Linked DNA regions of Homo sapiens: region 1 is linked to region 2. The links are chromatin loops, found by intact Hi-C in ENCODE. Cell type or tissue: HCT116. All regions are shown on one strand. Each heading gives the region's core, and the rest is flanking DNA. Links, peaks and the distances in the headings are about the cores only.

What was found. A loop is a pair of places that touch in the nucleus more often than their neighbours do. Peaks named below come from ENCODE experiments on the same cell type or tissue, not always from the same donor. Only the 100,000 strongest peaks of a DNase experiment are listed, where the experiment ranks them.
Region 1: a loop joins it to region 2, with 4 times the contacts of the local background. A loop is called at or near these places in 14 of 110 quality-filtered maps.

Annotation. Positions count from the first base shown.
Region 1 is chr5:103,135,844-103,144,376 of GRCh38, forward strand. It overlaps PPIP5K2 (diphosphoinositol pentakisphosphate kinase 2), which reads left to right. Exons shown (of 31, transcript NM_001276277.3): 4 at 889-979; 5 at 2,541-2,626. Among named protein-coding and RNA genes, the nearest start is that of PPIP5K2, 20 kb to the left of the region's middle. RefSeq lists an enhancer at 5,884-6,385. In HCT116, for the core only: a CTCF peak has its summit at 3,632 (motif pointing left); a DNase peak (open chromatin) is centred at 3,598.
Region 2 is chr5:102,968,377-102,976,909 of GRCh38, forward strand. PAM (peptidylglycine alpha-amidating monooxygenase) reads left to right here. Exons shown (of 26, transcript NM_001177306.2): 15 at 5,740-6,060. Among named protein-coding and RNA genes, the nearest start is that of GIN1, 150 kb to the right of the region's middle. In HCT116, for the core only: CTCF peaks have their summits at 3,519 (motif pointing left), 3,720 and 5,959 (motif pointing right); a DNase peak (open chromatin) is centred at 3,485; H3K27ac peaks cover 764 bases.

The sequences.
Region 1 (8,533 bases), core at 1,846-5,845, 170 kb after region 2:
TTACCAGTCTACAAGTTTTAGGGACTTAATTTCTAATATTTTAATGTTGACCTAGCAATAGCATGATTCTGCTCATATATTTTGAGCATATATGTCATATATGAATTAAGTTTTGCTTCTGTAGCTTTTTTTTTTTTTTTTTTTTTGAGATGGAGTCTTGCTCTGTTGCCCAGGCTGGAGTACAATGGCACGATCTCCACTCACCGCAACCTCCACCTCCTGGATTTGAGTGATTCTCCTGCTTCAGCCTCCTAAGTATCTGGGATTACAGGTGTGCGCCACCACACCTGGCTAATTTTTTGTAATTTTAGTAGAGATGGGGTTTCACCCTGTTGGCCAGGCTGGTCTCGAACTCCTGACCTCAGGTGATCCACCTGCCTCGGCCTCCCAAAGTGCTGGGATTATAGGCGTGTGCCCCCATGCCTGGCCCACTGTTTTTAAAGGCACATAAGTCTTTGAATATCAGCTAATTTATGTGTGTAGGCATCAAAATATCTAAGTGAAAAGAAGAGATGTTGAATACATTTTTTAAAAATCACCAGGTGATTCTGATACACCCATGTTATTTACATATAGATTTCTCTTTGTGTATGAGGTGAATCTTACCTTATTTCAGGTGACTGACTAGTCAGACCTTCACTCACATGTCAGTGCTCCAAATTTGGTTATATAACCACTGGTTTGTTGTGCCTTAATCAAATTATGAAAAAATAAGATTTAATATATAAGTTAAATCAAGGTTTATGTATATATTCCATACCTTTTATAGAAGGGTGTTATGTGTTAATGAAATGAATCTTTTATGGGAGGTGGCATCAATTCAAGTTAATAAAGTATAGATGCTTATCTTGAGATAATACAGAATATGTTAATAATATGTGTTCTTAGGATTTCCACTGGACAAAGCGGTTGCCTATGCAAAACTCAGGAATCCATTTGTAATCAATGACTTGAATATGCAGTATCTCATACAAGATAGGTGAGTGGTGAAGTTGGCTGAATTAAGGGAAGGAAAAATAACATTAATTTAGTACCTACTGTACACTGACATGGCATCAGGTGTTTTTGCATTATTAATTCATTGTACTTTCAAAATAATACTCAGAAATAGTTATTTATTACCTAATTTTACAGATGAGGAATCTTGATAATTAGGAAGATTGATTAATCTACCCAAAGTCACAAGTTCCCCACGTAGTAGGACAAAGACTTAACCGAGATTGTTTAATTTCCAGAGCCTACTAAACCATTCAAACTTATGAGCACTTTTTCTGTCATGGGACTGATGATGAAATTAGGACTTTACTCATTATAACTAGATTTTTTTTTTTTTTTTTGAGATGGAGTCTGGCTCTGTCGCCCAGTCTGGAGTGCAGTGGCGGGATCTCAGCTCACTGCAAGCTCCCCCTCCCGGGTTCCCGCCATTCTCCTGCCTCAGCCTCCCGAGTAGCTGGGATTACAGGCGCCCGCCACCACGCCCAGCTAATTTTTTGTATTTTTAGTAGAGACAGGGTTTCACCGTGTTAGCCAGGATGGTCTCGATCTCCTGACCTTGTGATCCGCCTGCCTCGGCCTCCCAAAGTGCTGGGATTATAGGTGTGAGCCACCGCACCCGGCCTATAACTAGATTTTTTAAATGGTAAAGTATACCTATTTTGAAAAATATTATACTGTATATCTTAGCATTCATTTAACAGGTAAAAAGCATGGATTTCTAATAAATTATAAAATATGAGTGTATTTATGTATTTCATTCAATCAATGTTTCACTCCTATAGCTATTCTCATAATCTCACCAGCATTCTATTTTCTTGTTTTACCATTACAATATGAGATTTTATGTGTATGAAAAATGCTTTGTAAATATGAGACCTTATGGTTTTTTCACTTTATTTTTTTCTATTCTTCCAGAGAGTAACATTATTAATATCTAAAATTTAAAACATTTTCTCTACATTTACATATTAATTCATATATATGTGTTTTTATATATACAGCTATAGCTATAGAAATGTATGTTCGTTTTAAATGGTTTGAAAAGTAAAAGCGTACCGAAAGCCATTTAATCGTCACTGTATCTATCATATTTTTTTCCTATAGAAAACAATACATACATAACAATCACATTTTACCAAATTAGAATCACTTTTCTCTAGTATGCTGTGAACATTTCTCCATGTCATTAAATACTATTTAAGCATAAGGCTTTTAATGCTTAGGTAATGTTCTATCATTGTGATAATATCAACTTTATTCAGCCATTTTTAAAATACATTTATGTTCTCAGTTTTAATAATTAGTTTCTCAATAAGCTAGAAAAGAATTGTGCATAAATTTGTGTTCTTATTGCTGAATATTTCCTCAGAATACCTTTTTTGAATATTCGAAGTGACATTTGTTTATTTAAAAAATAAAAAGTGTTGAGATATATACCCTTTTTAGTTATAGAACAACAATAATGTCTTTTAAGAAAACTACAATAATATATTCATTGTGAAATGGAGCAATAAAACAATAAGGATGTTTCCCTTTTTCTTCAGGAGAGAAGTATATAGTATTCTTCAAGCTGAAGGTATTTTACTTCCTCGTTATGCTATTTTGAACCGTGACCCAAATAATCCCAAAGGTAAGAGTAAGAGATTTTAGGTAAGCTTCCTTTGCCACTTGACATACTTTTGGGCCACATTCTTACAATAATTAACTGGAAGGAATTTAAAGAATTCATAGTATTCTATTCCATTTTAAAAAATAATCTAAACAGACAAACATATTCAATTAAAAGGTGACACTGAGTTAAAAGGCTACCTAATAATTTAGGAATTATTTATCCTTCTCTTCTTTGGCCTACTTTTGACATATCTCTAAGAATCATGAGTTAGAATTTTGAAATTACATACAAGTAAATGTGTATTGATTAAAGGTGAACAAGTGATTTATCTATGACTATTGAATTAAGTATTAGAAACTTCATGCTACAATGCCAAAAACTAAATACTGGCCAAGAATTTGGAAATACAGTTGGCCCTGGAACAGCATGTGTTTGAACTGTGCTGGTCTGCTTATTCATGGAATAAACATGAATTGAAAATACGGAATTCGTGGGTCCCACATATACTGATAGCCAACTTTTCATTTACATGGATTCTGCAGAGCCAACTGTGGGACTTGAGTATGTGAAGATTTTGGTATACGAGGGGGTTCCTGGAACCAGTCACCGCGTATGACAAGGGGCAACAGTACTTCTAAGTATTTATTAATATTTTAAAGCACTGTTTGCTCCTTTTTTTCTGGTTATCTAAAACATAGCATGGAAGCTATACCTAACTTAGTCACAAGGCAAAATACGTGTTTGTCTTGAGTTAACATTTCTGTTCACACTTAGTATTGTGGGGAATTTTGATGAATTTATCATACCTTAAACCATCTTTTATTAAAAACTAGGGGGGAGGCAGAACAAGATGGCCAAATATACCCTCCAGTGATTGTCCCACTCCCCACAGGAACACCAAATTATAAACTAGCCATGCAAGAATGCACCTTCATAAGAACCAAAAAATTAGTCCACCAAGGTGGTGCCTCTAGGAGTCAGCAAGAGTTTGTAGCATTCCTGGACTTAGGGCGCCCCCTAGTGCTAATACAGCTGCAGTGACCTCAGGCTTAGATCATAACACTTAGTCTTTTTTGAATATGTGGAAAGCTTTCTCAAGAAGGATGGATACAAACAAGCCCAAACGGTGAAGACTGAAATAAATACCTAACTTGTAAATACCCAGACATCAGTGAATGTCTACAAGCATCAAGAACATCCAGAAAAATGTGACCTCACCAAACAAACTAAATAAGGTACCAGTTACCAATCCTGGAGTGATGGAGATATGTGACCTTTCAGACAGAGAATTCAAAATAGCTGTCCTGAGGAAGCTCAAGAACTTCAGTGTAACATGGAGAAGGAATCAGAATTGTATCATGAGAAATTAACAAGGAGATTGAAATAATTCAAAACAAGCCAAAATTCTGGAACTGAAAAATTCAGTTGACAAACTGAAATATATATCAAAGCCTCTCAACAGCAAAGTGGATCAAGTAGAAGAATTAGTGAGCTTGAAAACTGGCTATGTGAAAATCCATAGCCAGAGGAGAAAGAGAGGAAAAGAATGAAACACACTTACAGGACTAAAGAGACCTGAGAGAGGAGCTTGAACAAACTTCCCAGGTAGCACTTTTCATCTTTTTAGCCCACTCCTTTCTTCGTTTTTCTTTAAGAACTTTGGGACCTACGTAGTTAATAAGGGGAAGGGAAAATGTTAAAAAAAAAAAAAAAAATCTTAAAAATAGCCTCAAAGGGACAAATCCAAGAATTAGTGCTCTTAAAGAGAACATAGATCATGGTAGAAAGTTTATTGAAATAAGCAATAACAGAACTTTCCAAACCTAAAGAAAGATACGAATATGCATAGGTCATAGAAGAATATGAAGATTTAACCCAAATAAGACTATCTCAAGGCATATATTAATTAAACTCTCAAAGGTCAAGGATAAACAAAGATCCTTAAAGCACCCAGAGAATAGATGTATATAACATGTAAAGAAGCTCTGATACAACTGGCAGCTGACATCTAAGCAGAAAGCTTATAGGCTAGGAGAGAGTGTGATGGCATTCAAAGTGTTGAAGGAAAAACAAAACTTCCAACCTAGAATATTCTATTCAGCAAAATTATCCTTCAGGCCGGGCGCGGTGGCTCACGCCTGTAATCCCAGCACTTTGGGAGGCCGAGGCGGGCGGATCACGAGGTCAGGAGATCGAGACCACGGTGAAACCCCGTCTCTACTAAAAATACAAAAAATTAGCCGGGCGCAGTGGCGGGCGCCTGTAGTCCCAGCTACTCGGGAGGCTGAGGCAGGAGAATGGCGTGAACCCGGAAGGCGGAGCTTGCAGTGAGCGGAGATCGCGCCACAGCACTCCCGCCTGGGCGACAGAACGAGACTCCGTCTCAAAAAAAAAAAAAAAAAAAAATTATCCTTCAAACATGAAGACATAATATACTTTACTAAACAGAAACTGAGGGATTCATGAATTACCAGTATCATGGAATTTTTCTGTCCTTATAGGACAGGATAGGAAAAAGATCTTACAGATCTTTTACAGGAAATGCTAAAAGGAGTTCATCAATCTGATAGAAAAAGACGTTAAAAATAAGAAATCATCTGGGCCGGGTGCAGTGGCTCACGTCTGTAATCCCAACACTTTGGGAGGCCGAGGTGGGTGGATCACGAGGTCAGGAGATCGAGACCATCCTAGCTAACGTGGTGAAACCCCGTCTTGTGTCCGGAATTGGTGGGTTCTTGGTCTCACTAATTTCAAGAATGAAGCCGCAGACCCTCGCGGTGAGTGTTACAGCTCTTAAGGTGGCACGTCTGGAGTCTGTCCCTTCCGATGTTCAGATGTGTTTGGAGTTTCTTCCTTCTGGTGGGTTCGTGGTCTCGCTGGCTCAGGAGTGAAGCTGCAGACCTTCGCGGTGAGTGTTACAGCTCTTAAGGTAGCGCGTCTGGAGTTGTTCGTTCCTCCCGGTGGGCTCTTGGTCTTGCTGGGCTCAGGTGTGAAGCTGCAGATCTTCGCGGTGAGTGTTACAGCTCGGGCAGCCTGCTTTTATTCTCTTATCTGGCCCCACCCACATCCTGCTGATTGGTAGAGCCGAGTGGCCTGTTTTGTCAGGGCACTGATGGGTGCGTTTACAATCCCTGAGCTAGATACAAAGGTTCTCCACGTCCCCATCAGATTAGTTAGATACAGAGTTTCGACACACAGGTTCTCCAAGGCCCCACCAGAGCAGCTAGATGCAGAGTGTCGATTGGTGCATTCACAAACCTTGAGCTAAACACAGGGTGCTGATTGGTGTGTTTACAAACCTTGAGCTAGATACAGAGTGCCGATTGGAGTATTTACAATCCCTGAGCTAGAAATAAAGGTTCTCCAAGGCCCCACCAGAGAGCTAGATACAGAGTGTAGATTGGTGCACTCACAAACCTTGAGCTAAACACAGGGTGCTGATTGGTGTATTTACAATCCCTGAGCTAGACATAAGGACTCTCCACCTCCCCACCAGACTCAGGAGCCCAGCTGGCTTCACCCAGTGGATCCCGCACCAGGGCTGCAGGTGGAGCTGCCTGCCAGTCACGCGCCGTGTGCTCGCACTCCTCAGCCCTTGGGTGGTCGATGGGACTGGGCGCCGTGGAGCAGGGGGTGGTGCTCGTTGGGGAGGCTCGGGCCGCACAGGAGCCCATGGAGTGGGTGGGAGGCTCAGGCATAGCAGGCTGCAGGTCCCGAGCCCTGCCCTGCGGGAAGGCAGCTAAGGCTCGGTGAGAAATCCAGCGCAGCGCCGGTGGGCTGGCACTGCCGGGGGACCCAGTACACCCTCCGCAGCCACTGGCCCGGGTGCTAAGTCCCTCATTGTCCAGGGCCAGGCTGGCCGGCTGCTCCGAGTGCGGGGCCCGCCAAGCCCAAGCCCACGCCCACCCAGAACTCCAGCTGGCCCGCAAGCACCGCCCCGCAGCCCCAGTTCCCGCTCGCGCCTCTCCCTCCACATCTCCCTGCAACCTGAGGGAGTGGGCTCCAGCCTTGGCCAGCCCAGAAAGGGGCTCCCACAGTGCAGCGGCGGGACGAAGGGCTCCTCAAGCGCCGCCAAAGTGGAAGCCCAGGCAGAGGAGGCGCCAAGAGCGAGCGAGGGCTGTGAGGACTGCTAGCACGCTGTCACCTCTCAGTCTCTACTAAAAATACAAAAAAAATTAGCCGGGTGTGGTGGCGGGCGCCTGTAGTCCCAGCTACTCGGGAGGCTGAGGCAGGAGAATGGCATGAACCCAGGAGGCGGAGCTTGCAGTGAGCCAAGATGGCGCCACTGCACTCCAGCCTGGGCGAGTGAGCAAGACTCCGTCTCAAAAAAAAAAAAAAAATTCAAGAAATCATCTGAATGTGTAAAACTCACTGGTAATAGCAAGTACACAGATAAATACATAATACTCTAACACTGTCATTGTGGTGTACAAACCTCTTATATATTTCATAAGAAGACTAAAAGGCAAACCTGTCAGAAATAATAACTACAACAACTTTTTACGAGTATAGAAACATAAAAATAGAGACAACAAAAAGTCAAAACATGGATGGGGGGAAATGGAGTTAAAATGTAGAGTTTTTAAAATTTTCTTTTTATTTTCTTTGTAATCAGAGTTAAGTTGTCATCAATTTAAAATAATTGTAATAAAATGTTATTTGTAAGCCTTATGGTAATCACAAAACAAAAACCTGTAACAGATACACAAAAAATAAAAAGAAATTAAAACATACTACCAGAGAGAATTACATATGTGTAGTATTTGAGATAGGGTCTTGCTCTTCACCCATGTTAGAGTGAAGTGGCGTGATCACTTTTCACTGTAGCCTCGACTCCCAAGTGATTCTCGCACTTCAGCTTCCTGAGTAGCTGGGACTACAAGCACAAGCCACCAGACCCAAGTAATTATTTTTTGTAGAGACAGGATCTCACTGTGTAGCCCAGGCTGGTTTCAAAACTCCTTGGCTCATGTGATCCTCCTGTCTCAGACTCCAGAAGTGCTGGGGACCATCATGCCCCGGCAGAAAATCACTTTGCCACAAAGGAAGATAGGTCAGGAAGGAAGGAAGGGAGGACAAAATAATGGAAACCTCAGAAAACAAATGCCAAAATAGCAGAAGCAAGTCTTTACCTATCAGTAATAACGTGAATGCAAATGAGCTGAATTCTTGCAACAAAACACTTAGAGTTGCTAAATGGATTAAAAAATAAGATCCAACTCTATACTCTCTACATATGATCATTTCAATTGATGGAGAAAAAGCATTTGATAAAATTAAACATCCCTTCATGATAAAATCTCTCAAAAAACTGGGTATGGAATGAACTTACCTCTATGTGATAAAAGCGCTATATGACAAACCCACAGCTAACATTATACTGAACAGGGAAAAGGTGAAAATATTTCCTCTAAGAATTGGAACAAGACAAGGATGTCTACTTTCATCTCTTTTATTCAACATAATACTGGAAATTATAGCCAGAGAAATTAGGGAAGAGAAAGAAATAAAGGGCATCCAAATTGAAAAAAAAGGAGTTACATTATTCTTGTTTATAGATGATATGATCTTACAGTTAGAAAATCCTAGAGTCTTTACCACAAAACTATTAGAACAAGTTCAGTAAAGTTGCAGGATACAATATTAACTTACAAAAATCCATAGCATTTCTATATGCGAACAGCAAACAATCTGAAAAAGAAACTAAAAAAAAAAAGTAATCCCATTTACAATAGCTACAAATAAATTAAATACCTCGGAATTCACTTAAAGAAATGAAAGATCTCTTCTACAATGAAAACCATAAAATGCTGATGAAAAAAATTGAAGAGAACACACAAAAAAATGGAAAAATACTCCATTTTCATTGATTGAAAGAATCAGTATTGTTAAAATTGCCATACTACCCAAAGCCATCTACAGATT
Region 2 (8,533 bases), core at 1,981-5,980:
GTGCAGGTTAGTACTGTACCTTTTGTTTCCTCATATAAAATAAGGACAATAATAACAATTTAATAGAGATTAAACGTATTAAACCGTATAAAGCATTCAGCAAAGTGAATGGATCATGCTAAGCTCTCAAGAAATTTTAGCTGCTATTATTATTTTCTATAGTTTATATTGTTCTGAATATGTTAACTCTGTCAACAATTGGTAAGCAGCAAACGTCTCCATTTTTCTAGGACTGTCCCAGTTTATGCCTAGTATAAATATTATTAACACCCTTTTCCTTTTAAAAAGTATTCTAGTTTGAGAAACAAATTATATGGTCACCTTAGCAGGGAGTCCCAGAATAGAAATAGAAAATACCACCCAGAATATACCCAAGGATTTTAAATCATTCTACTGTAAAGACACATGCACACATGCGTTTATTGCAGCACTATTCCCAATAGCGAAGACTTGGAACCAACCCAAATGCCCATCAATGCTGCACTGGATAAAGAAAATGTGGCACATATACACCATGGACTACTATGCAGCCATAAAAAAGGATGAGTTCATGTCCTTTGCAGGGATATGGATGAAGCTGGAAATATCATTCTCAGCAAACTAACACAGGAACAGAAAACCAAACACTGCATGTTCTCACTCATAAGTGGGAGGTGAACAATGAGAACACTTGGGAACAGGGAGGGGAACATCACACACCAGTGCCTGTCGGGGGGTAGGGGGCTAGGGGAGGGATAGCATTAGGAGGAATACCTAATGTAGATGATGGGTTGATGGGTGCAGCAAACAACCATGGCACGTGGATACCTATGTAACAAACCTGCACATTCTGCACATGTATCCCAGAACTTAAAGTATAATAAAAAATGCCACAAATCAAAATCAAAGTTAGTCCAGTGGAAAAAAAAAAAAAGAAAAGAAAATACCACTCAGAAATATATAGCTGAACAGAGCTGTGGAAAAGGTAGCTATGGGGATATAACCCAGGAGTGTCCAAGGTGGGTAGGGTGCCATCAATCACACATCAGTTCCGTAGAGGTAGAGCCACTTTTAATACCATCCTAGACAGATTTTGTCATCCAGAGCAGAGATGGGGGTCCTTTCTGAGGAAGGAGAAGAGTCTTTCACTATGACAATCAAAAGATAAGATTCCCAAATGAGTACTGGTGGTAAGGAGGGAAAAGTTGATGTTGCAAATCAGCCTAGGTTGGACCTTGTGATTCACTGGTTAGAGAGAGAAGAACACAGTTTTCTGAGTTGATTTACTCAAAAAAGTGTCATCACTAAGAGAGACACTATTAAAAGGTTAAAATATGGCGAGAAGATTAAGAGCTCCATTTTAGACATTTTAAGTTCAAATGAGACAGACAGACATCCAAGTGGGATTTTCCAGAAGACAGTTTTGTAACACCAGTTTGGTGTTAGGAGAGCTCCAGGCTTGGTAGTCATGTGCCTGGAGGTGGTAGCTTAAGTTTTGTAAGTGACTGAGATCACTTAGTAGGAAGAGGCTTTAGCCAGGGGAAAAATGTTTCAGGGACAGACTTCCCAAAACACCAGCGTTTTTTACATGATGGACGGTAAAAAGAGGAAGCACAGATGATAGGTGGAGAAGACCTGTAAAGAACAACATTATAAGGAGAGAGGTTCTGAAGGGAACTTTCAACAGGGCTACAGCCTCCCAGTAGATCAAAATAAAGAGTCTATTAGCATTGGCAATTAGGATCCCTTACCTCTTGGAGAAGTCATACAACGGTGAAATAGGAAGTGGAAAGAAATGCATCCAATTTAGGGAGGGAAAAGGATGTAAGGAAGAATGAATCAGCAAGTAGCCCTGCACCATCCAATATGGTAAACACTAGGTGAAAATATTTATGTTTTGAATATAAATTAATTCAAAGTAAAAAATTAAAAATTAAGTTTCTCAGGTGCACTAGCCATTTACAAAGTACTCAGCCCCATGTGTCTGTCTAGCAGCTATTAGGTTGGACAGTGCAGACATAGATTACATCCATTATTACAGAAAATTCTTTTGGACAGTGTTGGAGCTTGTAAAGGAAGAGAGAAGATGGAAAAGCCTGAAGGATATGTTATGTTAGAGGAGAGTCTCTCCCCACCTCCACAACAACTCAAGCCCTAAGTGAGTGTATGTATAGCCTGTGAGTCAGATATGAGGTAAAGAAGTTGTATTTATTAATAAAAAAGAAAAGAGAGAAGACAGGAGAGGCTTTAGGGAATTCTGGAGGAATGGCATTCAGAACAGTGGAGTAGAGAGAGTTCTTTTTCCAAAGATACGCTAAAAGAGATGGAGAAGGTACAGATACAGCCTCCTTTGGCAAAGCCAGTAACCAATTAGCTGTAGTAGCCACAGTGACTTATTAAGAAAATAGAGGGCTAGGAACCTAAAAGGGCTTTTTTTTTAATTTTATTTTTTTTACTTATTTATTTTTTGAGACTGAGTCTCACTCTGTCTCCCGGGCTGGAGTGCAGTGGCGTGATCTCAGCTCACTGCAAACTCTGCCTCTGGGGTTCAAGCAATTCTCGTGCCTCCGCCTCCTAAGTAGCTGGGATTACAGGTGCCCACCACCACACCTGGCTAATTTTTGTATTTTTAGTAGAGATGGGGTTTCACCACGTAGGCCAGGCTGTTCTCAAACTCCTGACCTCAAGTAATCCGCCCGCCTTGGCTTCCCAGTGCTGGGATTACAGGCATGAGCCACCGTGCCCAGTCCTAAAAGGGCTTTTTGTTTTCTATTACAAAAATCCAAATGTTTGACTGGAAAAAGGAGCTGATTTTTAAAATATTATATAAACCACAGGTTGAAGCAGATGCATGTTGCAATTAGTTTGTTTTTTCAGTCAGTAATTATAATAGCTATAATTTAGTGACACCTACTTTATGATATGTACTGGACTGGGTATTTTAATATTAGCTGTCTTCTTTAAATCTACAAAGTAATTTCTAAAGGTTATTGTCACTATCTTTATTAAGTTAAGTAGAATTTACTTAAAGGCACAAAGTAGAATTATTTCTTAGGGGCACAGAAATAGGGTTTGATGTGTATTTGAATTGAGGAGTTGCCATACAGGGAAAGACCAGAGTGCTATAGGTGCACCCAGCAGAGACCCCTGAGTTGAATTGTCAAGAAAGGCTTTTTTGATGTGACACCTAAGATCTGAAAGTTGAGGAGCTAGTTTATTAGTGGGGAGGGAGTGGTCCAGGCAGAAGAAACAATATCTTCTTAGAGTTGATATTCAAGGAAATGAAAAGCCAATATGAGTGGAACATAAACTGAAAAGAAAAAGGAAACATTGAGAGATGACACAGGGGTCAGGACCACCAACTTGCTTTATTTATGTTCTACTCCATCTGTTATATTCATTAGATGTATTTTCTAAATAAACATCTTAATGTGACTAAGAAAATTGGTTAACATTTCAGGATTCCATATTATATCTAGTACACTAGAAGAGGAAAAAACTCTTTCTGGTTTGCACATAGGAATGTAAGAGATAGCCATCTAGTGGTCTCTCTCTCATGTAACAAGATGTTTGTACAGATTCTGCTCTGAAACTTTATTCTGGCAAGGCCTGTGCAACTGTGTGCAGCCAAGCCTGTTGCATTATTTTAACAATTTTTGCTTTCCTAACCCAATAACAATTTTAAATGATAAATTCACATGAACTGGAGTGCTCTACCTTTGGTATTTTATCACAGCTTTTAGATTTCCTCTTACAAACCTGAATGACTATGCATAGTTCTGAACCTGTCTTCCTCCATCAAGATTACCCTAAACACAGAGGTTGCAGTGAGCCAAGATTGTGCCACTGTACTCCAGCCTGAGCGAAAGAGAGAGACCCTGTCTCAATAACAATAATAGCTTAAACATATGGATTCAAGTTTTTATTTAATTTTAATTTTTTTTGAGATGAGGTCTGTCTCTGTCACTCAGGCTGGAGTACCGTGGCGTGATCATAGCTCACTGCAGCCTTGAACTCCTGAGCTCAAGCAGTCCTCCCACTTTAGCCTCCCAAGTGGTGAGGACTATAATTGAATGCCACCACACCCAGCTAATTTTTTTATTTCTTAGAGAGATAGGGTCTCACTCTGTTGCCCAGGCTGGTCTCGAGCTCCTGGGCTCAAGCGATCCTCCTGCCTGGGCCTCCCAAAGTGCTGGGATTACAAATGTAAGCCTCCACTCCCAGCCTCAAGTTTTTAAATAATGGTTTATCTCTCCCTGAAATACTCTTGTATTTTATTTCCTAAATAAGACGTTTCATTGTACAAGCATATGAAACTATTTATATTTAATGTGTGGTACACGAGAATTTAGCAGTAATGAACTGTATTAATTTTTCTTCTGTGAGGCAGAATGCCACTGTGCCCTAACAGATTTGGTTGACTTATAATTTGCTTTGTTTATTTTACTGAGATTGGCCCTATTACTTGGTAATTATTTTCTGATTGAAGATTTCACCTGGGATAAGCTGATTTCACTGGCAAGAATTGAAAACCTACTTTGAAACATTAAACCAAGACTATTTGTAAACATGACAGAATCTCTTAGCATCATTTTGGAAAGACTTCATCTCCCCTTGCACCACTTTCTTAATAATATATTCTTCAGTGAAATACATCATGGCTAAACCAGTTATCATTTTCATTTCCTAATGGTCATGAAAAGAGATTTTATAAATGTTTTCTAATTGTGCTGTAAATGTAATTAAAACGTAAGCAACAGGACTCCATAGTCGTAAGTAATTTCATCATTAGCAGCACCTAGTATAGGATGAGGAAAAGGAAGAACTGGTGGTTGCCCTTGGGTTTGGTGTAGGAGAGCAGATTTGTGTTTTCATTGAGAATATGTTTACCATTCACACAGTTGATATAAATGGATTTGAAGTCATCGTGGAAATGATGAGGGTTAAAATACTTCATGAACTTTCTGTAGTCATATTTTGTATATGTGATAATATTTTACAAATAATTTGCTTTCATAGAATTGGAGTCTCATACCCAAGTTTACTCCTTAATACAGGAAGGCATAGAATGCATTTTAGTGATGAATCACCCTAATGATATCAGTTTATTAAAATCTTTTCCTTTGTTTGAAGCTGATTTAAAAGTATCCTTTGCTCAAAAAATTATTTTTCTCACTTGCTCATTTTTTGTTTAAGAGGAACAACTAGAGCTTACAGTAGCACTGCTAACAAAATAATAATAAAATTTAGGTTTCCCAGTTGTCAAATGGATACGTATTTACTTGTGTTTTACAGGAAATGTATATTTCCTGCTCAAGAAATGTATATTTCATTTCTTGTGGCTTGCACTTCAATAGGTTTTAAAGGACAACTGCAAAGAGTTTCTTGTGCAGATAGCTGTTATCTAATGTAGCTATTGATGATATTTTATTTTAGAAATCTGATGAGCTCTTAATTTCCGTATCAAACTATACTTTGAAAACCATTTATTGAAATGTGCCATGCAATTACATAAGCATTATTTTTTCTACTAATATGTCAATAGATGTTATACATAAAGAAATAGATGATATATGAAATAAAGTATTTCATCGGTCTAGGAATTTTTCTTTTTTTTCCTCCTATGCTTAAAAGTCTGAGTGCAAACTTCTCTCTTATTTATTATGAGAAATGAGTAGATATTTTTTAAAGCACCAAATTTTGTAAATTTTGCAATCTTATCTACCCTCCACGCCCTTATCTCTTCTCTTTTTTCCACAGGTGATTTCTATTCACTACTTTCCAAGCTGCTAGGAGAAAGGGAAGATGTTGTTCATGTGCACAAATATAATCCTACAGAAAAGGCAGAATCAGAGTCAGACCTGGTAGCTGAGATTGCAAATGTAGTCCAAAAAAAGGATCTTGGTCGATCTGATGCCAGAGAGGGTGCAGAACATGAGAGGGGTAATGCTATTCTTGTCAGAGACAGAATTCACAAATTCCACAGACTAGTATCTACCTTGAGGCCACCAGAGAGCAGAGTTTTCTCATTACAGCAGCCCCCACCTGGTGAAGGCACCTGGGAACCAGAACACACAGGAGGTGCGTGTAGGGTTTCTTTTAAGCAGTAAAGTGTGAAATGCTACAATCCACGTTAGCAAAACCTGAAGGGAATAAGAATTAATGGGTGAAAAAATTCATCAATGAAAAGGACTTATCATTAGAAAAAAATTACTCAGATTTGGGCTATCAGATAACATCTTTGAAGATTTTTTTTTGTTTTGGTTTTGGTCTATTACTGCATAAATTTAGTGTCTGTTCTATTGGTGAGCCAGAACTACAAGGACCAAAAAATATTTGGATCATTTGGGGAAAGGAGGCATATGAAATTCAGGATAAAAATTCTTACAATTGAATATTTTTCATTTTGCTCAATGGAAATACATTGAAAATTTAAAACCTGATATGTAAAGTCCCAGTTTAAGAAATGCTCATATACTGTCTCCTTGTAAGGTAATTAAATTCCTCTCAAATGAATCTTACACTTTCAACATTCTCATCCAGTTGACTTGTAAAATATAACCATTTTTATGATTTTGATTTCTTAAGTTTCATTATAAATTACAATCTTAATTGGAAAGTTGAGTATTTCTGAAGGGACCTCTACTAAGTCAATAACTATCAGATTTATCTTTATTTCTAGCCCAAATAGGCTTCCATAAGTAGAGGAAAATACCTTATTCCCTTCAGGTTTCCGTACCAGCAAGCTATGGATGCCTCATCTTTGTCTTTAATTGTGTTGTGGCCTCTGTGATATTGATTGCGTTTCATGTTACTTGCTAATGTGGAAAGCCAGATAATACAGCATGTGGAGATAATCTCCAAAAAAGTAACGGATATGCGTGCATGGCAGCTGTCCATGTGTGGGTTGGAATGGCACAGGCTGCCAGCTTGATGTTTTCAAATTCAGCTTTGTAGGAGGCCATAAATTATTCAACACCCAGCTGATTTTTATTTATAATTGAAAAAAAATTAGCATGCAGTGCCTTTTGTTCACATGAGAGTTTCAAAGCATAGTCCATTGGTACTGGCCTAATGGTTTCTGTGAGATGTTAACTGGAACCTGGATTTTTAACTTTTCATGTTTAAACAGGATCAGCCCTGCTCTAACTCATTCTGGATTTGACAAATAAAACTATGTTTCTCATGAGGTGGTCCCTGGACCTCCTTGCCTCAGAATCACCTAGGATGCGTAAGAAAAATTTAGACCCTGAATCCTATCAAAGAACAACTGAATCAGCATTTCTGAGTATGATGCCTAGAAATTTGCAGTTTATCATGCCCCTATCCATTTCAAAACACACAGGAATGTCTGCCTGAACTTATATTTTAAGGACAGTGAATTGTAACCCAGACAACATGGAAATATAAAAGGGAAAAGAGCCTCTTTGGTGGGAATACAATTGTGTTCATGTGTGAAATGTGAGTTGCAGCATGCTTTATTTATTCCATGACTTGTCTTTGTTATTCTTAGATTTGAAATGATATCATGGTCATTTGTAGGCATCAAGAGTGTCAGTGTCCCAGTCAGAATTTGACTTAAGATATTGCATTTCTGAAACTTACTCAGTTTTTCTACGAAATAAATCCTTAAAATACCCAAGTGCATGTACTTGGCAAATATCCTCATACTTTCCAAAGTGGTCAAATGGTAGTGCTCAAGAGAAAAATGCTTCTCTAGTATCTGTTTAGGGAAATTTCCTTCCTGTGAATGTCACTGACGTGAATAACATGAGTCATAGAAACATACAGCACAACTGCAAATTAATAAAGGAACATGTATTTCCTTTCTAAAATAATTTAATGTTATTTCCCTACTCTAATTACAAAAACTTTTAAAAAATAAAATGCAAAACAGAAAAACTCATATTTAGGTAAGCTGTTTCTAAAAGGCTTTTTCTTAATTCTCTTTCACCATTTACTGTAATGCAGTGTAATATCTAACTTTAATCGATGCTGTTTCATTCCTTTGGGTAAGCCAGAGGAAAACCTATCCTCAGGAAGCTTCCATTTTGTAAAAAAAAAAAGTAGGAAGTTATTAGCATATAAGGCCCTAATAAAACTTATTAGTAATCTAATTAATGTCTAGTCCTCAGGGTATAGTCAAAGAGAATAAATTTGATGGATAATTTTCCATTGTTTCTTTCATACCCTTCTCCAGGCAAAGCTGAGAATGAGCCTAATGGTCGGAGGAATTAACTGTTTCCCTAAGTGCCTAATTTACTATAAGGAATTGTATTTGCTGCATAGAAGAAAGTAACTTTTTATATGAGATTATTATAAAAACAAAAATGTCAGGCTGGTCTGTTGCTTAATATTATAGCTCATACTTATTTCAGATATCTTTGACATCTCTTGTTAATTTTCAAATAAAGAAGCTGAAGCCAGAAGTTAACCTGTTTGAATGAGGTCACAGATCTAAATCTGAAACTTGGACTTGATTATTTCCAATGTGCATCTTCTAGTTTCTTACATTTCAATACAGTTGTGCTCAATCAAAGAGATCCTAATGAGC